Linked DNA regions of Homo sapiens: region 1 is linked to region 2. Evidence: read pairs that join two places in POLR2A ChIA-PET (ENCODE). Cell type or tissue: MCF 10A. All regions are shown on one strand. Links, peaks and the distances in the headings refer to the core of each region. The heading gives the core; the rest is flanking DNA. Region 1 has its middle 11 kb from the start of RNF24. Region 2 has its middle 61 kb from the start of RNF24.

Region 1 (5,380 bases), core at 311-5,310, 51 kb after region 2:
TGGTGGTGATTACACGAATCTATACATATGATAATTGCATAGAATTAAATACATGCATACACACAAGTCCTATAAAACTAGGGAAAATGGAATAAGATTGACGTTATCAGTGTCAATCTCCTGGCTATGATACTATGGTATAGTTATGCAAGATGTTACCATTGGGGGAAACTGGGTGAAGGCTATACAGAATTGTTCTGTATTATTTCTTATAACTTCATGTGAATCTACCATTGTCTCAAAATTAAAAGTAAATTTTAAAGAAAGTTCATTAGAAAGAAACCTAGAGGAATATAGGTGTAGACAATATAACGGATTTGAAAGAATGCATTTGAGAGCAAGCATTCACCCACATATACAGAATAAATCCCCAAACTCAGTAGTAAGGAGAGTCACATGATGGTGGATGTCTAAGGAAAAGAGCTTGGGCCGGGTGTGGTGGCTCATGCCTGTAATCCCAGCAGCACTTTGGGAGGCTGAGGTGGGCAGATAACTTGAGGTCAGGAGTTTGAGACCAGCCTGACTAACATGGTGAAATCCCCATCTCTACAAAAAAATACAAAAAGTAGCCAGGCATGGTAGTGGACACCTGTAATCCCAGCTACTCAGGAGGCTGAAGCAGGAGAATTGCTTGAACCTGGGAGGCAGAGGTTGCAGTGAGTCAAGATTGTGCTACTGCGCTCCAGCCTGGGCAACTCTGTCTTGAAAAGAAGGAAGGGAGGGAGGGAGGGAGGAAGGGAGGAGGAAGGAAGGGAGGAGGAAGGAGGGAGGGAGGGAGAGAGGGAGGGGAGGGGAGGAAGGGAAAGACAGAAGAAGAGAGAAAGACAGAGAGATGAGAGAGGGAGAAGGAAGGAAGGGAGGGAGGGAGGGAGGGAGGGGGAAAGAGAGAAGGAGAGAGATGAGAGAAAGAGAGAGGGAGAAGGAAGGAAGGAGAGAGAGAAAGAGAGGAAGGAAGGAAGGAAGGAAGGAAGGAAGGAAGGAAGGAAAGAAGGAAGAAACCCATTCAGGTTTGGGGGATGTAAGTACAGTGAGAACCCTGGATAGAGCTTAGGGTGGCAGTTAGACTCCCAAATAGAGATAGCTGTGTGCACATGAGGCAGGTTGAGACAGCCTTGCCAGGGCTGCCAAGAGCCAGCAAAGTGTGGAAGTAAAAGAATGAGTTGTGCACACCTGAGAATAACCCAAAAATAAAGAAGTGCCTTAGATAATCTACTAAGTTCCCCTGGCCCAGCACAGGACCTTGGAATACACTGGGCGTCAAGAGGCACACAGGAGCGGCAGCCAGCCCCCAAGGAATCACACAATCCTGGGTGTGGCTGGAGCCAGCGAGGATTTCTGTGAGCTGACTGCCAGAGACAGGATACAAAGAATACACTGTGAGCTGACTGCCAGAGACAGGATACAAAGAATACATCTCAGTGGTAAACTAAAAGCTTTACCACCATGCAATATATCCATGTAACAAAACTGCACTTGTACATTTTAGATGTATAAAAAATAAGTTAATCGCAGGGCGCAGTGGCTCATGCCTGTAATCCCAACACTTTGGGAAGCCGAGGTGGGTGGGTCACCTGAGATCAGGAGTTCGAGACCAGCCTGGCCAACATGGCGAAACCCCGTCTCTACTGAAAATACAAAAATTAGCCAGGCATGGTGGCATATGCCTGTAATCCCAGCTACTCGGGAGGCTGAGGCAGGAGAATTGCTTGAACCCAGGAGGCAAAGGTTGCTGTGAGCCAAGATCGCGCCACTGCGCTCCAGCCTGGGCAACAGAGCAAGACTCCATCTCAAAAAAAAAAAGTTAATTTAAATATTAAATTTTCTTTAAAGAAGCAAAGAGACCCAACTGATAACACAGATAAATTTAAAACATAACATTCTGGCTGGGCGCAGTGGCTCACGCATGTAATCCCAGCACTTTGGGAGGCCAAGGCAGGTGGATTGCATGAGCCCAGGAGTTTGAGACCAGCCTGGGCAACATGGCAAAACCCCATCTCTACAAAAAATAATACCAAAATTAGCCAGGCATGGTGGCGTGTGCCTCTGGTCCCAGCTACATGGGGATCCTTGAGCCCTGGAGGTCAAGGCTGCAGTGAGCCATAATTGTGCCACTGCTCTCCAACTTGGGCTACAGGGCAAGACCCTGCCTGGAAAAAAAAAAAAAAAAAAAAAAACAAAGACATAACTTTCTGAATAATAGAACCTAAACAAATCAATTATTCTCATTATTCACAAGTTGGATTTAGCTTCTGTTATATCCTTTGTCTTTGCTTGAATTGAGTTTTGTATTAATAATCGAGGGATTGAATATGGACTGTATGAGCTTGTGCTATTTAAACATTAAGTTTTACATGCAAAGCACCCTTGTAAACCATAAATACAGTGAAAATCTAAGATAAATGTTTTTAAAAGTGCTTTGCCCATCCTATATATGAAAAGTAGCCTTTAAAATTGGCCTATTGAGAAGAAATCCAGGACTTTTCTCTCTTTATCCAGCAGAATGAATTTAAGAATTTATAGTATATATTTGCTTCCCTTCACATACAACAATAAAAATATTTGGGTTGGGTTGGAAGCAGCTGACGCTGCCAGTGTCTTACACATCACCCTTGGCATTCGCCCCTGCACATGGAAAGCTGCTTAATGTGAACATCTGTTGCTTTCTGCCTGGGGGCTTTTATTTCTAGTCACAGGAACATGCTTGGTCTGTGCACAGGGCAAGCCAGAAGTGCTGGAGAGTGAAGGCCCTAAGAAGTAGCACTCAACCACTGATGGACAGGGAGTTGGTAGATAAAAATCCCAGCTTTTTCGCTCCTTGGGCTGGATAGAGCTGAGATGTGTGCTCTGCACTGGATCCCAGAGTCTCCAGCAGGGTGAGCTTGTTTCCCACAGTGGTAGCTTGCTTGCTGACATATCCTGTATTGGCTTCTTTCCCTTCCCTGTCTCACTCCGCTAACTGGTGCTTCCTGAGATCACCTCCCACATAAACTACTTGCACTTGAATTCTTGTCTTAGCATCTGCTTTGGGAGAGAACTGAAAACAAGATCAGTGGTAATTGCTGGTTAGTGCATAAAACTAAATGCACTGTGTTAAATGAAAGAAACCAGATCTGAAAGGCTTCATACTGTATGACTGCATTTATCTAACGTTCTAGAAAAGGTAAGACTATAGGGAGGGAGAAAAGGTCAGTGGTTGACAGGGTTAAGGGGGAGGCAAGAGGCTGACTGCAAAGGGGAGCTATGAGAGATTTTTGGGGGGTGATGCAACTGTTCTGTAGCATGACTGTGGAGGTAGTTACATGACTCTGCATTTTCAAAAGCCATATAACCGTATACAGTGCCATGAAGAATACATGTCACTAAGGCACAATAGCCTTAAAAATACATGTAATTCACTTAGCCTATCCTTGACATGTAGAGAGGATAATCCTGAGATCCAGGGAGGAAAAATGACATACCCAGATCTTATACCTACTTCAAGAGTAAGTCAGGACTAGAACCCAAGCCTCAACAGTATTAGGCCAGTCCTCTTTCCAACAGTATGTGGGATCTCTGTCCTTTATCTAATTTACCTCAAAAGTCTGTGCTTCTAACAAAAAGTGGCTATAAAGATGGCAATATGACAGTAGTCACTTTGGTGATGACAGTCTTTAACATATCTATCTCTTGAGTCTCTCTGCTCCAATCCTCCAAGTTTCATCATCTCAGCCTCATAGGGATTCCTCATCCCTCTCCCCTGTGTTGGATCTCCCATTTCCCACATGTTGTGTCTTTTTCTTTGGGTTACTCCCTTGGTTTGGTGGAGCACATCCTTAAATTACTTCCCAGAAAAGGAAACATGGGATGTGCATATCTGAAATTGTCTTCATTCCACTCATTTCTTGATTGTTTCACTGTATATAGAATTCTAGATTGGAAACAATTTTTCTTCAGAATTTTGAAGATATTACTCTAGTATTCTACCTTCCAGTGTTGCTGGAACAATTCCAGTGAAGAGAAGTCTGGAGCCATGCTGATTCTTAAGACTTAGTATATGACTTATTCTTTTATTTGTTCAAGCTTGTGGAATCATCTCTTTATCCTTAGGGCTGTGAAATTTCACAATTATGTGCCTTGGTTAAACTAGGCAAACGGTGAGCCCTTTTGACCTGGCAATTTATGTTTTTCAATTTGGGAAATTTTTCTTGAATTATCACATTGATGATTTCCTTCCCTCCTTTTCTGAAATGCTTGTTATTCAGATGTTAAACCTTTTGGACTATTCCCCCTACATTCCTCATCTTTTCTTTCCTGTTTTTCATTGTTTTGTCTTTCAGATCTATTTTCTGTGAGATATTCTAGACATTTTTCTCAAGCCATCCATTGAATTTTTCATTTCTGCTGTTGTGTGTATGTGTGTGTATGTGTGTGTGTTTATTTTAAAGCTTATTTTTTGTTTCTTGTCTCAAAATAGCATCTTATTCTTGTTTCATGGGTGTAATATCACCTCTTATTCTTTTTTTTTTTTTTTTTTTTTTTTTTTTTGCATCAGAAAGCCTTATTTCCATTTGGTCCAAGGCTTGTTAGGGTAGTTAAGAAAGCTGCCTATTGGCTGGAGGGAGAGGCTTAGGCAGAAGCCCTATTACTTTGCAAGGGGCCCTTCAGAAGTCGCTGGGCTCATAAGGCTCTTAGACGTGCTTGAGAGTGAGCCTTTCGAAGAGATACTCGCCCAGCCCAGCCTCTGGGCCTCCCAGCCTGTGGAGGTTCGTCAGGTGGTCACCCATCTTCTTGATGAGCTTCACTTCCTCATCTAGGAAGTGAGTCTCCAGGAAGTCACAGAGATGGGGGTCCATGTGGGCAGAATCCAGGGCATGAAGATCCAAAAGGGCCTGGTTCAGCTTTTTCTCCAGGGCCATGGCAGCTTTCATGGCATCTGGGGTTTTACCCCACTCATCTTCAGCTGGCTTCTTGATGTCCTGGAAGAGAGCGCGGCCGCCACGCTGGTTTTGCATCTTCAGGAGACGCTCGTAGCCCTCGCGCTTCTCCTCGGTCAATTCGCGGAAGAAGTGGCTCACGCCTTCCAGAGCCGCATCATCGCGGTCGAAATAGAAGCCCAGAGAGAGGTAGGTGTAGGAGGCCTGCAGGTACAAATTGACCAGGCTGTTGACGGCTGCCTCCACGTCGGTGGAATAATTTTGACGAATCTGGGAGCTCATGGTTGGTCGCCAAGAAGGAGCTAACGACAAAAACGGTGCTGGCAGGTCCCAGAAGCAGGAGATAGCCGAGAAGATGGTCCCGGAGGTTGCAAGTGGAGAGGAAATTGGAGGGCGGTCGGAGGCTGGAAGACCGTCCCCGGATCTGTTCCGTCCAAACACTGTTGAAGCAAGAGACAGACCCACTG
Region 2 (5,380 bases), core at 117-5,116:
CAGAGATTGACAGAGAGGATTTAAAACATGACCCAACTATATGCTATCTACACAGAACTCATTTCAAATGTAACAATATAGGTAAATTGAAAGTTAAAAGATGGCTAGGCGTGGTGGCTCACACCTGTAATCCTGGCCATTTGGGAGGCTGAGGCAGGAGGATCACTTGAGCCCAGGAGTTTGATGCTGCAGGGAGCTATGATTGTGCCACTGCACTCTAGCTTGGGTGACAGAGTGAGACCCTGTCTCTAAATAAAAATTTAAATTTAAATTTAAAAATTAAAAAGATCAGTTTTACACCACAAACATAAATCAAAAGAAAGCGAGAGTGGCTATATTGATGTCAGACAACGCGACTTCAGAGCAAAGAAAATTACCAAGGCCATTCTACAATGATAAAATGGTCAATCCACCAAGAAGGCATAGCAATCCTAAATGTGTATGCACAAAACAACAGAGCTGCAACATATGTGAAGCCAAACTTGATCAAATTGAAAAGAGAAATAGACAAATGCATTATTGTAGTTGGAGAATTCATTTTTCTCTCAGCAATTGATAGAGCAACCAGACAGAAAATCAGCAAAGATATAGAAGACACCAACAATACCATCAAACAACAGAATCCAGCTGACATTTATAGAACACTCCACCCAAAAATAGCAGAAACCACATTCTTTTCAAGCACCCAGGGAACATATATCAAGATAGGCCATATCCTGGACCATAAAATACACCTCAACAAATGTAGAAGAATTGAATCATACTGTGTTTTCTGACCACATGGAACAAATAACAGAAAGGTAACAGGAAAATCTCCAAACACTTGGAAATAAAACAATACACTTTAATCCTTGGGTTAAAGAGGAGGCTCATGGGAAATTAAAAAAAATACAGTGAACTAAATGAAAATGAAAATACGACGTACCAAAATGTGTGGGACACACTTAAAACAGTGTTAAGGGGGAATTTGTGAAACTAAATGTTTACATTAGAAATGAGGAAAAAACTCAAATCAATAATCTAATCTCCCATCTCAAGAAACTAGAAAAAGAAGAGCAAAATAAACCCAAATTCAGCAGAAATCAGGAAATAATAAGAGCAGAAATCAATGAAAGTAAAAACAGAAAACAATATAGAAAAGCAATAAAACAAAAAGTTGATTCCTTGACAAGATCAATAAGATGGACAAACCTCTAGCAAGACTGACAAAAGAAAAAAGAAAGAAAACACAAGTTACGAATTTCAGGAAAGAAACAGGTATCTGTTGTTATCACTGAACACCCCAAAGACATTAAAAAAAGAATAAGATAATACTACCAACGCTACACACATACATTTAACAACTTCAATGAAATTGACAAATTCCTCAACAACCGCAAACAAGCACAATTTGCCCAATATGAAGTGAATAATTTGAGTAGCCCTTTCACTCTAAGGAAAATTGAATTCAAATTTTTAAGACTATTAAAATGAAAGAAGAAATCTTCAACCCTGATGATTTCACTGGCGAATTATACCAAATGTTTAAAGAAAAATTAACACCAGTTCTACACAATCTCTTCCAGAAAATAGAAGAAGAAAGCATGTTTCCTAATTCATTTTATGTAGCCAATATTACTCTAATACCAAAACAAGGCAAAGTACAAAAAAGAAAACCATAGTCCAATATCCCCAATGAATACAGATGAAAATGTCCTTAACAAAATATTAACTAATAGAATTCAGCAATATACTAAAATACACACATATACACATTATGTATAATAAACATATTAAAGAGAGAGATTATAACCAGATGAGGCTTATTCCAGGTATTAATGGCTTGTTCAGTATTAAAAATAAATCACTGTAACTCATCATATCAATAGGCTAAAGAAGAATTATATCTGCTGGGCGCGGTGGCTCACGCCTGTAATCCCAGCACTTTAGGAGGCCGAGGCAGGCAGATCATGAGGTCAGGAGATCGAAACCATCCTGGCTAACACTGTGAAACCCGGTCTCTACTAAAAAAAAAAATACAAAACATTAGCCAGGCGTGGTGGTGGGCACCTGTAGTCCCAGCTACTCGGGAGGCTGAGGCAGGAGAATGGCATGAACCCGGGAGGTGGAGCTTGCAGTGAGCCAAGATCGCACCACTGCACTCCAGCCTGGGTGACAGAGCGAGACTCCGTCTCACCAAAAAAAAAAAAAAAAAAAAAAAAAAAAGCATAAAACTATAAAACTTTTAGAAGAAAACATAAAAATCATCAGGACCTAGGGCTTAGTGAAGAGTTCTTATACATGACACCTGTTCCATGAAAGGGCCGCACATGCAAAGCAGTCCTCAAATGCCAAAGAAGCCAAGAAACCAAAGAAGGAGGCAGGCAAATCCCATTTGTCAGTATAAGGTGGCTTATTAGGGGCAACTTATAGACAGAAGTCTGGTCTTGGGCCACCACAAGACAGGTAGATCTCTACACCACACCTCCCCAGGCAGGGGGCTTACATCTTGGGGGAAAAGTATACGTGCTCTGAAAGGAATGTGTAGTTGGCTATGAGTGTCACAGCCTATGACTTCTGCAACAGCATCAAGAGCTGTTTTGGAGGAAACTTACAATCATTAGGTGTTTCCACATAAAGAGTAATACATCAGCTAGACATGTTGGAGGCATTCCCGGACTTGTGGTTAGTCACTGGATTAGCATTTAAAATAAAGCCTCTCTTGTCCCCACAACATCGAAATCAATAAATTGGAATTCATCAAAATGAATAAACTTTTCTCTACAAAAGGCCCTCTTAAGAAGATAAAAACACAAGCTACACCTAGGAAAAAATATTTGCAGACCACGTATCTGACAAAGGATGTGTATCAGAATATAGAAAGACTCTCGAAACTCAACAGTTAAAAAAAAACCAAATAATCTAATTAGAAAATAGGCAAGAGATATGAGGAGATATTTTATCGAAGAGGCTATACAATGGCAAATAAGCACATGAAAAGATCCTCGACATCATTAGTCTTTAGGAAAATGCAAATTAAGACCATGATGATATATCCCTACACACCTATTAGAAGAGCTAAAAATTAAAAATAGTGAACATATCGAATACTTGAGAGGATGTGAAGGAACTGAATCTCTCACCCATTACTAGTGAAAATATAAAATGATAGAGCCACTCCGGATAATGGTTGAGCAGTTTCTTTAAAAACTAAACATAAAGTGACCATACAGCCCAGCAATGCACTTGTGGGCATTTATCCCAGAGAAATAGGGCTATGGCCACACAAGTACCAGAATGGAAACAACCAAAATGTTTTACAATAAGTGAATGATTGAACAAACTGTGGTATATTTACACCAGAGATTACCACCCAAAATTAAACTATTGACACATGCATCAACCTGGATGGATCTCAAGGGCACGAATCTGAGTGGGGAAAAGAAAATCACGAAAGGTCACATACTGTATGCTTCGATTTATATAACATTCTCAAAATGACAAAACTATGGAGAACGCATTAGTGGTTACCAGTGCTTAGGGATGGTGGGGAGAGAGGAGGGTGAGACTGAAGGAGTTGCAAGAGAGAGATCTTGATGGTGATGGAACAGTTCTGGATCTTGGCAGGGTGGTGGTTACACAAACCTGCACAAGTGATAAAATAACATAGAACTATACACACATTGTATCAATGTCACTTCCCAGTTTGGGTGTTATATTATAGTTAATTAAGATGTAATCTTTGAAGGAAACAGGGTGAGGGGTTCATGGGTCCTCTCTGTACTATCTTTGCAATTCTGTGAATTTCTAACAATTTCAAAATTTAAAGTTTTTTTTTAAATCAATACATGAACATTCACAGTGGTGACAGCCTCGGTTGGGTTTGAAGACTGGGTTGGGTTTGAAGTTCTGGATTGAGAAAGGAGTAAGCCTATTTTGGTATGTGGGGAGAAGGGGAAAGGAATCAGAACAGACATAAGTTTTGGCTGTGGGTTGCAAACACTTCTTCCTTCTTGATGGCAGGAAGTCTCAGGCAGGCTGCAAAGACCTGGAAGCTGAAGACTCCAAGGGGGAGCAGAACTGCTGCGACCGCTTACACTGCAGTTCCTGGACCCTAGGGGCCTCCCTACCCCACTGTGGGATTCTCTCTATCCAGAACACAGCTGGTGCCCTGGGGTCATGACACCCCAGAAACTCATCTGTTCTGGTCTTTGGCAAGTCTGCAGACCAACTTTGACCAATAGAGAACTAAGGCAGCAAGTTTTCCAGTGTCATACAGATAGACAATTGCATCAGAATAGAGACACGTGACTTCTGAATGCGGACTGGAGGAGATGAGGATGGAGGGCTGGGAGGATAGTAAGAGAGGGAGCAGGGAGACCAGTTACGGGCCACTGAAGTAGTCAAGGTGTCAGACAAGAGCTTTGAGACAAGAGGACTCGTCTTAGAGATAGATTGCATGAGGGCCATGAGGGTAAGGGAGGTGTCCAAGCTGACCTCAGCCTTCTGGCTTGTCCACTGGTTGGATGGGGTCACCATTTTATTGTAATGGCGGATACTGGTTGCAGAGAACTGAGTGTTGGAGGACCATGAATGAGTTCCATTTCAGATCTGCTCAGCTTGCTGTCCCTGGGAGACAACCACAGGAGTTGTTTAGGAGACACCGGGCTACTTCAGCCTGGAGCTCCAGGAGGAGGTCTGCATTGGTCGTTGGGACAATAGGACCAGGCAAGTACATGGAAAGAATGTCAAATTCCATCAGGCATAAAAAGAACAGTTGAACTCAGGTGGTAAAGGGGCAAGAAGGGAGGAGTGGTTTACAAAATTCCAAAACAGATGATCAAGTCAGAGAGAGGTAGTCAAATAATTGAGCATGGGGGTTGTTAAAGTGACATTGGTTCTTGCTGTCACATTGACAGATTAGAGAGGAAGTTGAGAGTCAAAGCCATCCGCTGAAAACATACAGTTAGTAAAAAGTGCGTGGCTCCCAGGCAGTTGGGTGACTTTCCACAGCTTCTCACCTTCCCAGCCAGATTGTGCCTCACCCCCAATCCCAGAGCCTCCTTTATAGAAATTCTGGAGCTGTAGTGCCTCTTCTCACATCCAGCAGGGAACCATGACTCAGGGCTGGGCAAACTGGCACAAAAACCCTTTGGTTCATCCAAGCCAGCTGTCCCTGGGTCCCAAGTCTCTTTTGCGGATCCATTTGCATGCAATTTGCACTTTGCTACAAACCTTGGCTTCCCCTTTAAAGGGCCAGTGCCTCTCTTTCCCATCTCATCCTCATCTCTTAACCAGTCACCAAGAAAAGTGGGCTCTGATGATGAAAAAGAAGCAGGGGGGTCCCTACTCAAAATTCATTTGTTGGCCAGATACCGTGCTCACACCAGTACTCTGGGAG

What was found. Peaks named below come from ENCODE experiments on the same cell type or tissue, not always from the same donor. Only the 100,000 strongest peaks of a DNase experiment are listed, where the experiment ranks them.
Region 1: POLR2A ChIA-PET joins it to region 2 with 7 read pairs; 20 of 35 experiments call an interaction of 5 or more read pairs at or near these places.

What each region holds. Positions count from the first base shown.
Region 1 is chr20:4,023,732-4,029,111 of GRCh38, reverse strand. It overlaps the pseudogene FTLP3. Among named protein-coding and RNA genes, the nearest start is that of RNF24, 11 kb to the right of the region's middle. In MCF 10A, for the core only: a CTCF peak has its summit at 2,947; a DNase peak (open chromatin) is centred at 2,651.
Region 2 is chr20:4,074,074-4,079,453 of GRCh38, reverse strand. No RefSeq gene overlaps it. Among named protein-coding and RNA genes, the nearest start is that of RNF24, 61 kb to the right of the region's middle. RefSeq lists enhancers at 4,098-4,392, 3,806-5,005. In MCF 10A, for the core only: no CTCF peak of the experiment used is centred there; a DNase peak (open chromatin) is centred at 2,613.